Regions from separate parts of the Homo sapiens genome. Here region 2 is linked to region 1. Evidence: chromatin contacts called from ENCODE Hi-C data. All regions are on one chromosome and are shown on one strand. Each heading gives the region's core, a stretch centred on a gene start or an enhancer-like site at or near the end of the contact. The rest is flanking DNA. Distances are from core to core; before and after follow the strand shown. Region 1 holds the start of LINC01829 (long intergenic non-protein coding RNA 1829). Region 2 holds the start of LINC01797 (long intergenic non-protein coding RNA 1797).

Region 1 (6,666 bases), core at 1,726-4,225:
ATGCAGCTCAGGATTTTTTGAGACCATGAATATGTATACTGGACTATGTAATACTGAATTCTTTGGGATATGGAGCAGTCACGGTTTCTTCTGGTTAAGAATGTTTGCAAATGTGACTCCACAGTTGAATAACAATGAAACCCACCCAGTTAAAAAGGCTGGCTTGCAATGTTGTTTGGCTTGTTTTTGTTGTTGTTTTTCTTAACCCATTTTCCTATTCTATTAGCATAGCATAGTTTTACAAGTCCCTGGTCAAAAGTCAAATCTTAGCTGTACCACTGATAAGCTATTGAATTCTAACTTTTCCAGGCCTCAATACATTTTTGCCTCTAAAGTAGAGATAATAATGTCATCTCATAGGGTGATAAAGAGGATGAAAGGATATAATAAACATAAAAATATTTGGAATGGTGTCTGATACATAATAATCACTCAAATAATGTTTTCTATTATTCACATTTCATCTTGTTATTGAAGCTGCCTAAATGTTCTGTCATCCCATTGATTTTTCTCTTCTTCAGAGTCCTTCATCTTCCATCATCACTTTGCTATTTAACTTTTGCTTGTTGTCTTAGTCTGTGTCTGCTGTTATAACAGAACACCACAGACTGGGTAATTTATGAAGAAAAGAAACTTATTTGGCTCATGGTTCTGGAGGCTGGGAAGTCCAAGAACATGACACCAGCTTCTGGGAAGGGTCATCCTAAGGCAGATGGCATCATATTGTGAGTGTATGTGAGACAGAGAGGGAAGTTGGCTGAACTCATCTTTTTTTTTTTTTTTTAAATCAGAAATCCACTCCTGCAATAACTAACCCAGACCTGTGATAGCAGCATTAACCCCTTCATGAAGGCAGTGCCATCATGGCCTAATCACTTCTTAAAGGCCCACCTCTTCATACTATTACAATGGCAATTAAATCTCAAAATGAGTTTTGGAGGGGGCATTCAAACCATAGCATTTATATTCCATTTTTCTTTATTAGTTTAATGTGTATGGATTTAAGAAAACTTTTCAAGAAAAACGGAAAAAGGAAATGGCTCAAAGAAAAAAGGGGTTGGAGTCACCAGATAGCAAGAGTTAGAGAAGAGAAATCACTCAATTTGCTGAGCAGGCATAGAGATTAAAGTACTGAGTATCATCTGGAAGAACTTGGTGGGAAGGCTGGCATGCTTCTCCCATTGAGGGAGGGGGCAGGGTTACTTGAATTCAGTTAAGAGCTTCCTAGGCTTATCAGGGATAGGCTTATCTCTTTGTTCCTCCCTCCCCCCACCCTCATCCTGCCATTTCACCCAACCTTGGTAAACAATCTGAACATGACTATTATAAGGCTACACCCAGACAACAGTAATTGACAAAGGGATCATTAAGGAAAAAATAGGATTAGAGTGAAGGCTTTTGAAAAAGCATTAATTTGTATCCTGCATTCTCACTCACTGACAACTCTGTTAACTAATAAGAAAGGAAAATCTCAAGTCAGTTCCTTCCTACACTGTCACCCTTGTCTTTTCTCTCATTTGCTTAAGGTATCAAGTAGAGTCAACTTCAGCTGGAAATAGTGTAGGGCTTATTCTAGGCCACAACATGGGAGCAAAACAACCAGAGATTTAGCCAAATCCTAATTTATTTACCCCATTCTGACAGAGAGAAATGTTTGTTTATTTCTGAGGCTGTGCTATGATGTGCAGTTCAAGTGCTCTGACACTTTAACGCACCATGCAAGGTTAGCAGCCTGTTCACCCTTTATTAATTTGTTGGTGAATATATTTGGATTTTCACTTCATGCCAATAAATGCAAGAAGGGATGCAGTTTTGACATTGTTTCTTTACCCTTACACTCCATGTAAACCAAAAGTTGTCTATCTGGCAGCTTAGTGGCTATATGTAAAGCCCCTGTTTACTTAATCTGAAGGTCCGTTTCATTTCTGCTTGGTTTGCAAAATAAATGAAATGAACGAGTGTGTCAGAATTAGAATTGTGAGAGTCTGAAAAAGACATTTGGGTCACTGAGTGACTAAAAGCACTCTCTGTTTACATGTTTCTTCAGTTTCTGTCGCTGCAGCTGTGTCACAGCTTATAACAACTAATCCCTTTTTATTTACATTTTACTTTATTTTGTATTAAAGGCACTATTAAGCCACGTCTTCCAAATGTGTCTGAGGTTTCATAACTATCTTAATAGTGTATACACATTACAGTTATGGCAGAGAACTTCCTCCAAGTCTGGGTTTTGTTAAGAGTGACTTTAAGAATAATAGTTTATAGGACAATTAAAACGTGTTAATCTATATTTGAAAACTTGATCTGGTTAAAAATCGGTTCCCCGTCCGCTTATATTTGCCAGTTTTCTACATCATGTAGCTGGGGTTTTCCTGAGAGGTGGAAAGAGTGGGTTGTGGGAAGAGATGGCTGGAGAAAGCCTGGGAGCTAAGCTGATTTTAGGCCTTTGGGCTGAGGTCCTGTTAACATAACCTATGTTCTGCTTCAGGGGAAAATGACGCACGGAAGGTTGGAAATGGGGTTTGAGCGAGCACACTTTTCATGCTCAACAAAGCCTAACATCATTTTACTATACGATTTGAGTTATGTGCATGCTTTTAATAAACTGATCCTCACAAAAAATAAATAGATTTGTTCTGCTTAAACTGGCATACAAAGGGCTCAGAGGAAAAAAACTCTTTAACAAACACCTCTTGGGGATTGGAAGGTAACTTCACACTCCAGCTTCACGTTGGGAACGTGTGATAACAATTTGACAGGAAGTAAGTGGATTCTGTCCCAAGCCTTGGGAATAGACTTGACCCTGAGCATAATGTGTGAGTCTGAGGCCAAGAGCTTCCCGCCCAGCAGGGGGTAGCCAAGCGCCGATGACTGGGCAGGAATTCAACCCCATAGGTTCCCATCTCTTCCCACCGCCCGTCAGCAACACAGCTCTCCCTTTCTAGAAACAGGGTTTCCCCTCCAGGCTTGGATTCTTAAATCTAAAAAGAGCCTCTCACCTGAGGCCTTCACCTGAGAGCTGGAGCCTGTGCGATGGATTATCTGGACAGGGACCCCAATGAACAGGTGGAAAAGTACATTTATCTGCCTAAGGCTTGGAATGAAAATTGGGGGTGGGGTGGGTAGAGGCAGATTTTACTCTTCTTCAGATTCTTTTCTCTGTCTCCCAGTGGGCACAGGCTGAGCCTTGCGGGGATAGAAGAGAGATAGAGAGGTTAGGCCCTGGTTCTCTGTGTAGGGTGGTATGCATGTGTGTGTGGAGGGATATGGGTGTGAGTGTGCTGTGTATATGTGTGGAAAGCGTGTGTGTAGGTGTGTTAGAAGCGTGTGTGGGTGAATATGTGTGTGGGGTGGTGGGGAGTGTGTGTGTGGGGGTGAATATGTGTGTGTGGGGTGGTGGGGAGTGTGTGTATGGGTGTGTGTGGGGGAATGTGGGTGTGTGGATGTGTGTGTGGGTAGGGAGTGTGTGTGTATGGGGTTGTGTATATGTGGGGGAAATGTGTGTATGGGTGTGTGGGTATGTATGTGTTTACGGTGAATATGTGTGTGAGGAGAGTAAGTGCATGTATGAGTATGTGTGTCTGTATGTGGGTATATGTGTGGGGTATGTGTGTGTGGGGTTTGTGTTTTGGGGGGGTGTATGTGGGTGTGTATATGTGGGTATGTATGTGGGGTGTGTGGGTGTGTATGTGTCGGGGGGAAGTATGTGGGTACGTGTGGGGGGATGTATGTGCGTATGTGTGTGGGGTGTGTGGATGTGGGTGTGTGTGTCTGTGGGTGTGTGTATATGTGGGTATGTGTGTGGGGTGTGTGTGGGAAGTGTGTGTATGTATGTAAGGTGTATGTGGGTGTGGGTGTATTTGGATGTGTATGTGTGTGGGGTTTTGGATGTGTATGGGTGTGGGGGGAGTATGTGCATGTGGAGGGGTGTGTGTGTGGTGTGCATATATGTGTTGGGGAAGTATGTATATGTATGTGTTTATGTGGGTATGTATGTGTGGGGAGTTATACGTGTGTGTGGAGGGGTGTATGTGGGTGTGTATATGTGTGTATGGGAGAAGTATATGTGGGTGTGTATGTAAGTCGGGTATGTGTGGGGAGTGTGTGTATGTATGTGGGGGTATATGTGTGTGTGGTGTGTATGTATGTTGGTGGGTGTGTATGTGTATGGAGTGTATATGTGGGTGTGTATGTGTGTGGGGTATGTGTATGTGTGTGGGGAAAGTGTGGATGTGACTGTGGGTGTGTATGTGTGTGTAGGGGGAGTGTGTGTATGATGTGTGTGTGGCTGTGTGTGTGTATGGGGGAAGTATGTGTTTATGTGGGTGTGTATGTGAGTGGAGTGTGTAGGGAGTGTGTGTATGTATGTGGGGTGTGTGTATGTGGGTGTGTATGTGTGTATCTGTGGGTGTTTATGTTTGTGGGGTGTGTGTATATGTGGGTATGTGTGTGTGTGTGTGTCTGTGGGTGTTTATGTGTGTGGGGTGTGTATGTGTGGGGGTGTATGTGGGGGGACCTGTGGGTGTGTGGGTGGTGTCAGGGGAGCCTGGATGGAGCCCCAGGACAGCCTGCTGAGGGTGGAAGCCTGGATGGCAGATGCTCAGGTCTGACTGCTGGGCTGCAGGGAAGAAAGAAATGCCAAGCTGAACTCGCAGGTAGGGAGGAGGAGAGGTGGGACAGTGACAGGTCACTAAAGAAAAAGCATTCTGAGAAAAGCCTGTGCTCCTTACGGTATGCTGCAGGGGCTGAGCCTGCGTCCCTGCTGACACCCTCTGGGAACCCCCATCGCAAGCCTCACCTTGTTGCTTCTCACTGGGGCCGTTTTCGGTTGGCGCTGCTTCTCTTTGTTCTGTTGTCCCCCAGTGCAGTGAACCCTTACATTATGGGTTTCTCTTGTAGTTCTAACCTCTAATACTCAACCATTACATCTTATCTCGTCTTCTAAATTACTCTAAAATCCAATTATAAAACCCTCTCTCCTTCAAGAGCACACAACTTGCCACATTACTGAAATGCTGGGCTGCTCTTTTGTTTTTCTAAATTAATAATAACTATACCATTTTCCGTCTGCTCTTACCATGGGACTCTTTTATATCACCACATAAAATGCATATTATGATTCTTTTTGCTTCTTTTCTGGGCTGCAAAAAAGCGAAGGATGATTTTCCAAATATTCATAAAAGATCTGTCAGTTGGTTTTTAGTGTAAAAACATTTGAAACTACAATCCTTAAAGAAGAAAGCATCTTAATATTTATCAGTTAAAATTTCACTATTGCTTTCTTTTGTATGGGCAAAATAGAAGTCTATCATTTTTAAGGTTTTAAGAGATTTGAATGAATTTTATGTGTTAGTTAAAATTTTTATGGATTGAAAACGCTTAGTTTCACTAAGATTTCAAAAGCACAAACGATTTTTAAAATCTAGGTCCCCTCGTGAGTTTCTTGAATTTACAGGAGGGCAGTGACTATTCTTAAATATAGATTCAACTTCTATAAGTTATCAAAATATTTCAGGAAGAGAGAACATGCCCAGAACATATAAGAAAAAGCTTTAACAGTATCAGGAATATCCTCAAACACTTTTTCTGACAAAAGGTTAGTCGTGGTTTTCAATGCTAGAAAATTGCTCTTAGGAAAATATGGTTAAGTTCAAATTTGATATTAGAAAAAGAAATTTGACTTGTTTTAGTATTTTATAATCACAGGCATGTAATTGAATGGTGATTGCTTTTCTTGCAAATTCTTACTTTGGTCATGTGGAAAAAGTATATTTGATATACCTAAGGCATCTGATTATGCAGTAACAAAATATGCTTGCTCTGTGATTAGTAAAAATATGTGTATGGCTAATCAGCCACTCTGCTTTCAACTTCACGAGCTTCAGCAGTGTTCAGTGGAGCTCTTCATTGTACCATCTGTATTTATGAATGATTCTTTCTCATGCTCAGATTTTAGCTGCTTAGGTTAAATATATTATAAAATGTAGGAAAGATTGGAAAAGTCCTAAATTACAAATTAAATTTCATTGAAACATTTAAATAATAACAACCTAGCTAAGTATTTTGTGTAGTTTTTGTGCCCTGAAGTTAAATCTCTATCCCCTTAAATATTAAATACAGGAGAGGCCAGTTGTTTCTTTAATAAATTAGTTATATTTAAGGGTTTTCAGAGGCCAAAGTGAAGGCCAAGGGAGAAGACAGCGTGCAACTGAAGCAGCACTACTTGCAATTTATAGGCTAAATGGATGAACCAGAAGGACATGCTAATCACCAAATAACATCATCAAATACAAAATATAGGAACATGATTATCATGAGCAACAACTCAGGGAAAAATGGACATCAGGAACAAGAAAATTATAAATGATATATAAAAAACAAAAATTATACTTTTTCATTCTTACAATATATATTACATATACAGTATCAAAACATATGCAAATACACACTATATACTGTATGTTCTTTTGAGTTGTTTTGTACAAATAGACTCTATAATCTTAATTTAATCATAGTGGACACATCCATATTATCACTTAACATTTCAACTATGCATCCCAGCATAGCTACATCTCCCTCCCTCCCTTTCTTCCTTCCCTTTCCTTCCTTCCTTTTTAAAAAATTTTCTGTGAAAACAAGAAAACTTAAAGTTATTTTCCCTTGCAC
Region 2 (6,822 bases), core at 2,070-4,569, 510 kb after region 1:
AACCAAATAACATACTGTTTAGTGGTACATTTATAAGAACTAAAATTATAAAGTAAAGCAAGTATACGATGATTCAAAGGCCAGGAGAACAGTAACGCGCTGGAGAGAGAGATGGGAATGTGCCCAGAAAGGCCTGCAGAGACTTCTAAGAAAGTGGCAACCTTTCATTTTATAACCTGGGATGGTGAGTATAGAGGTGCTCACCTTACATTTTTAAGTCTACATAAATAAATGTTTTTACTCTCTTCAATAACTACTTGAAAAAACCACACCATGTGGTAAAAATATTCAATAATATTTGCAACATGAAAATAGTAGTCAACACATTAAGCACTTACTATACGACAGGCACTGTGATAAGCATGTTGAGTGATGGTTTTTCATTTAATTCTCACCACAGGTAAAAGGCAAAAATTACTCTTTTTTTCCTCATTTGCCAGATGAAAAAATTTAATCTTTAATAAATGAAAACACTTGCCCAGGGTGAGACAGCCAGCATGTCATGGAGCTGGGATTCAAACTCAGGCAAGATAGTTCTGGAGCTAACTTTCCTGATGGCTAAGTTTACACTTGGGTTCGTTCCTACACGTAATTCCATGTGTAAAATGATGAAATGAAGCACTGAATCATGGAAGTGTTGGAATTATATCTGAAATAGATAAACTGGTCCTTGCACAGGTGAATGGACATTCTCACAAGCTCTCAAGACTTCTCCATCTCTTTCCACTGTTCCCTGATGATGAAATCCTCCTCACCTTTCTATCAGGATTTCAGGTGCCTCTCTTATAAACACCAACCAAATAAGAAGACACATTTTTAGAGCACCTAGTATAAGCCAGGCTCTCATCTAAGTGCAAGATACATGAACTCTCATCTAAGTGCTAGATGCATTAACTCATTTGATCCTCATAACCACTCACTACACTGAATGTTACTATGGTACCCATTTTACAGATGAGATAGCAGGTCCCAAGAAAACTGTTTCCAGCCATTACACATCTTATAAATGGCAGCACCAGCATTTAAACCCAGACATTCCAGATCCAGAGCTTATGATCTTAACCGCTAATATACTGTCTCCCATAAGATATTACGTTTAGAGTAAGGACAGATAAGAGAAAAGCAGGCTCCTTTCCTAATGGAATGCTGTATGGAATATAGATGTTCTCTATCAAACGAAATGCTTGAAAGGATTTCTGTTCTCAGATTTTCTTATGATGTCAGAAAAAATGTAACGTGTGCTAGGAAAAAAATGTATCATGGTTTTATCTTGGAGACAGTAAGAACACTATAATTGCACTTCAGTTTTTAATTTAATTTTGTTACAAGTTCACTGCCTTTATTATCTTAAGCTAACAGGAGTTAATTCAACTAGTTAACAACATTACAGTCATTTGATTCACATTTGCTCTAAGTCATTTTTAGGAGTGAGGAAAGATATTTTATATATTAATCTAAATTTGGGAGGCTCCCACTACATGTGAGGCCCTAGAACAAAAGATATTAAGTTTAAAAAAACATAGTCCCTCCCCACAGCAGTCCACAGCCTAGTGGTAGACAAATAATTACCATGCATATGATTGTTATCAACATACTAGGTTCTAAAACAGAGGAATGCATTCTAGAAGTGACTGTCTCAATTTATGCTGCCTTTAAAAAAAAAGTGTCTTTTGAACTGAGCCATGCAAGATAAATGTACTTTTGCTACATGGAAATTGAAAGGAAGGGCATTCCTGATAGAGAGAGCACAGCACAGTCAAAAGTCTGGAGAAATAAAAGAACATCATATGTATAATTTTTTGCTGCTAGAGTGGAAATTGCTTAGAGGGTCATGGTGGAAAATGACTCTGGAAAGGGCAGTTGGAGGAAAATAATGAAAGCCTTTTCCTGATTCAATAGTTCGACCTGAGGGCAATAGGGAGTCTTAAAGATTTTTAAGCAGGAAATTATCATGTTTATTATTTATTTTATTCTGTAATCCAGAGGGGCTGGATTATGGAAGGAGGAGCCTCACTGCAGAAACAGCAGCCTGAAGGCTATTTTAATAGTTCTGTCAAACATTACCAACAATCTGAACTAGACAACCTTATAAAATAAATAATATTTTAGACTCCATTTTACAGATGAAAAAAAATCAAGGCGCAGAGGAGTAAAGTAACTTGTCCAGCACTGCACAGCTGGTAAACAGGGAAGTCAGGGTTCAAACCCAGGTGGTCAGACTGTAATGCCTCCTGCACAGGTCACTTCTCTGCCAGGTTGGATAATAATCATGACAGGTGAAAAAAGGTAGGTAGTTAGAGAGCCTTAAGTTCGGACTACAGAATCGAGGGTACTCCCTCCCATTAAACATCACATGGATCACAGAGTAGAGACATGGCAGCTAGAGAATCAGTGAGTTCCGTTTCAGACATGTGGTCCAGAAGGTCTTTGAGAGACAGGCCCAGATGCCAGAGAGCTATTGAAAATGCCAAGGCTAGGCTCAGGAGAGTAGGGGCGGGAGAAAATCAACTGGCCATGGAAGATCACCACTACATAGACACCCTCCCACCCAAGACACTCATCCTGAAGATGCAGAACCTGAGGCTATGGAGAGGCAGCTCAGAAGACAGCCCTCTGCAGCCAAAACCACTTTCAAATTCTGGGCTTCCATGTGTGTTCTGGATTAAGTTTCTTTACTTTTCAAATCGGAGGGTTTTTTTCATTTATAAGATTGAGACTATAGAGTAGTACATCACTTACCACTTGTAAAGACAAAAATTAATATATATCTTAAGTTCCTAGTACATTGCTTACCAAAAGTAAGTGCTTGATAAACGATACATAATGATTATTATCATTATTGTTATCATTTCAGAGATTTGTCAAAAATGAGGCTCTAGTGTAGGTGTAACACACTGGGCTCCCAGCCCAATTACTTTCTTGGCAATTTTTTTCCATAAAATGTTCTTAATTACCTGGAATTATCACTAACTTTTCAACCGAGGAAAAGAAAAAAAGAAGCCCCTTTTGAGGAACATGAATTAGCATTTTTTAAAAATCTATTCTCTATTAGCCAAAAAGAATAACCTAGAGAAATCAGATTACAATTAGATATACATGTATACAATAAAATACAAAACATTGCTCGGAAACAAATCGAGTGACACATTTTCCTGGAGTCTGAAATGACCCAGACGAATCTGTGGTGTGACTCATTGCATCTAAAGAAGAATCAGGCAGTGATTCTGTCAAGTGTGATAGAAAGGACCTTCTCAGCCATGGTCATCTTGCCCAGGATTTTCCATGGTGACATTATCTGTGGTCACAATGGGTACATCCCCCAAGAAGGGTGGTCTTCCAGGAGTCACTGAAAATTTCAAGAAGTGAAAATCCAACAGAAAATATTTGAACCCAGGAATAAAATAGAAGCCTGGAAGACTGAAGGATATGTAAGCATTTATTTGTCACTTTGTCATTCCTCCTTTAGAGGTATTTTTCTTGGGGATTCAATGTGGTCAGTAAGAATACAGTTATACAGTCAAAAACTTTGGGACTGAAAAATTACAGTAGAGAAGACTTTCTAGTAAAATGACTTCAGTTCATATCACTGATATACACACACACACACAGGTCAAAACACAAACACACTTAAGAAAAAAAGACATTGGAAATAAATTAAATTTATTGTTTAACTTGATTGCCTTTAAGATAATACATTTGGTAAGGATGTGAATATAAGCAACGTGGAAAAAATAAAATAAACGAAGAGGAAGCAGTGCCAATCTCATCCATTAGAAATAAGGGGAGATGTTTCAAGGCAAAATTCCTCCTTCTGCACTAAGGATTCTTGGTCTTTTGAGTTCAGTTCTCTGAACAGGGCTGCAGAGCCTCAGACTCCGCTAGTTCTCCCTCCTTTCAAGCCCCTATCTCTGCCCCTGCTTATCTGAATATATAGGCCTGCCCTTTGCTCAGATTTATGGGTCCAGCAAGGGCTGTGTGTATTTACTGTGTTCTGACCTGAAGACCCCAGGCTGAAGGAGAAGAGGAGGAAACTGGGACCCATTCCATAAACAGAGACAGATCTGAGGGGGAGGTAAAAGGCTTTGCTAGCACTTAACATTTTTAACTATTTGGCCAAAGCTTACGAATTACCGATTAGATTAGAGTACAAGAAAAACGAAAGACGTCGGTGGAGATATGGAGAGAGTAAATTGTATATTTTTGCTCTAGGCTAGTTGCTTGGAGGCTCTGGGTTTGGGGGTGGGGGTGTGGTTAAATTTAATATGAAAGGTCAGAAAGAAAATTGATAAGTCAGTTACAGAGGGAGTTATAAAATGCTTTGGGAAGACAAAAATGAGGATATAAACAACATTTAATAAGTTGGAAAATTTCTCCAACCACAAGTTAAGCTCCTTGTGTGAAGCAAGATTCGTTGCATTTTTTAAACTGTAATTGGTTATAGAAGAAAAATCCCCTGCTCTATGTTTAAATGAGAACACATTGCCATAGACGACCAAAAGCCAATAATTAAGGGTTTAAATATTTTTCTTAGAGCCTGGTGACCCACTTGAAAGCATCTGTTTTCAAACAGGGCTGCTTTGTAAATGGGCCACCAGTATGTAAAGCAACTGGTCCATCTGTAAGGTGCATGCACCAGTTCAAATGGGAAATAAAAAGCACTTACATCTTGAGCAGTGCTTAGCACCCCAAAATGAATCCGTCTTCCTCAGGGCCATATGTTTGTGTACCAGCAAAATGTGAAAGCACCACTTTTATTTGGAGCCATTCTCAAATGATCTACTTACTGGAAAAACTTGAGTTCATGTGGGAAAACCCTTACCTACCAACTGACTACATCAGAAATAATCTAGCATCATATGTAAAGTCTACAATATTCAATAGAGAACTCAAAAACAAAGCAACTAGGATAAGACAGTAAGTGAATCCTCCACAAATCAATTTACATTACAATGGAGCAAAAACGTGTAATATACATGGCTGAGGCTGTGATTAGAAAATTTGTGAAATATCATCAAATTGCTTCTTTTTACTCATTTCAATATAAAGCAACTGTGTTCCCATGATGTCATCTGTTAAAGCTATAATGATCTACTACGGTGATGATATTGTGTGACTGGAACATTTTGTTTCAACTAAAATATGTTGTGGATAATAAAGAGTGTTATTACAGTCCATTCTAAGTGGACCTGTGTGACTTAGATTGAATTAATAATTGCATGAGAAAATACATGTGCTTCACATTGTGTGTGGCACTTTAGAAATGTTAACCTGTTTATTTATATTATTATTAAAGTCATTTGTCAGAAAATCAAAAGTAAAATTAATTCTATAACTGAACTTTTAAAAAATGTATAATACAAAAAGCATATAAATGCATTTTCTTTTCCATTTATGTGTGCTATTTTATGCAGAAAATTAAACATAAAATTCTGAGCAGTCAAGTTAAAGAAGGCATTTGATTATTACATCAGTATAAGCTGACTACGGAACAGTGGAAACTTGGGCAAAAAATGATGAATGGGAAAGAGCTATCCTAACAAGGTTGCATTTCTAAAGTAAAATGAAATATGTGACATAGTATTCTAGAAAACTAATATCTTTACTGCTATCTCTTTTGAACTTTTCCTCTAAAATAGTAAAACTTCTGCTTTGTAAATAATGCATGCTCAAAACAGATGCAACTGCATGCAGACTGTTTAGAAGAATTTTTGGAGCTATTACATCGTAGCTAAAATGCTTCCCTGTGTCATTTCTGTTGAGATCCATTTGCCAGTGAAATAATTTTTTTTTTTTTAAATGGTGTGGATCATAGCAGCAATGGGTTCAGATGTAACCGTTTCAGAGCAGAGGTCTAGCTCAGTATGCCAGAAAAAAAAAAAAGAAAAAAGAAAAGAAAAGAAAAGAAAAGAAAACCCACCACAAAGAACATTGAGATGAATGGCTCTATTTTATGAGCCATAAAAGTTTTATCCATCTTGACACTGAAACAGGTTTAGGCAGTGAGTTGACACGCCTTAAATAAATAAGTGGAATTAATTCCCCAGCCCTTGAAACAATAGCAGCATGCATGTAGCACGGAGAAATGCCCCATTGTTTCCCTGTGGCTGCCTGATATTGATATTATTTGTGTTTTTCTGTGCTGCTTCCTCAGGGGCCTGGTTGATCCACTTCAGATTCATCCCCTGTTTTATTAGAGGTTGAAAAAGGTTCAAGACCTGGTTGTACCACAGCTCCCACCGACAGCTAAGGAACCAGTTTGGCGTCTGGTTTGTCTGTTGTTTTACTGCTGACCTTCAAATCAACTTTAACCCCTGACCTCTGGAGGCATCTATCATGACAAGAGGCTGTTTAACACAAATGGTGCCCATTTATAGGGGAAGAGACTCTGAAGATTTCCTTTTTATGAAGAATTTAGTTTTTCACCCCTCTTTTCTCAGTCACCACAGGTGAAATCCCTCTCAGCAGCTGGCTTATGAAATAATGTGAAGGGAGGCCTTAATGAGCAGAACGCACCCTCAGCTGGAGATAAATATATGCAAATGAGATGCACAAACAAAGAAGCCTGGACAGAGAAATATCTGCAATTCCAGCAAAATGCTGCCTGCAGCTCGAAGATGAACAGCTTTGATAAAATGGTAACAAAAAGCACCTTTTTATCCTCCAGCGTGTTTTACATTGCAATAGACCATTGTCATTGCAACCCAGTGGAGCATGCAGAGGTTTTCTGCACTGTTTCAGAAAACTGTTTAAACATTTGTTTTAAGGCATTCATGAAATATAATCAATGAACTGCTTCTTTGTTGTTGTTGTGATTTTTTTTTT

The links. Hi-C counts contacts between places; a loop is a spot of excess contacts on that map. Pooled maps may share reads with other maps.
Region 2: a map of esophagus muscularis mucosa shows a loop between it and region 1 (2.7-fold over the local background). The contact joins the promoter of LINC01797 here to the promoter of LINC01829 in region 1. A Hi-C loop is called at or near these places in 5 of 168 maps with a recorded cell type or tissue (Calu3, esophagus muscularis mucosa, prostate gland and 2 more) and 5 of 50 pooled maps.

What each region holds. Positions count from the first base shown.
Region 1 is chr2:67,211,628-67,218,293 of GRCh38, reverse strand. It overlaps LINC01829 (long intergenic non-protein coding RNA 1829), which reads left to right and starts at 2,975. Exons shown (of 8, transcript NR_038844.1): 1 at 2,975-3,066. The region is part of intron 1 of LINC01828 (long intergenic non-protein coding RNA 1828); the gene reads right to left. LOC101927661 (a long non-coding RNA gene) reads right to left here and starts at 4,886. Exons shown (of 4, transcript NR_110568.1): 1 at 4,799-4,886.
Region 2 is chr2:66,699,724-66,706,545 of GRCh38, reverse strand. It overlaps LINC01797 (long intergenic non-protein coding RNA 1797), which reads left to right and starts at 3,319. Exons shown (of 3, transcript NR_110265.1): 1 at 3,319-3,428; 2 at 6,438-6,635.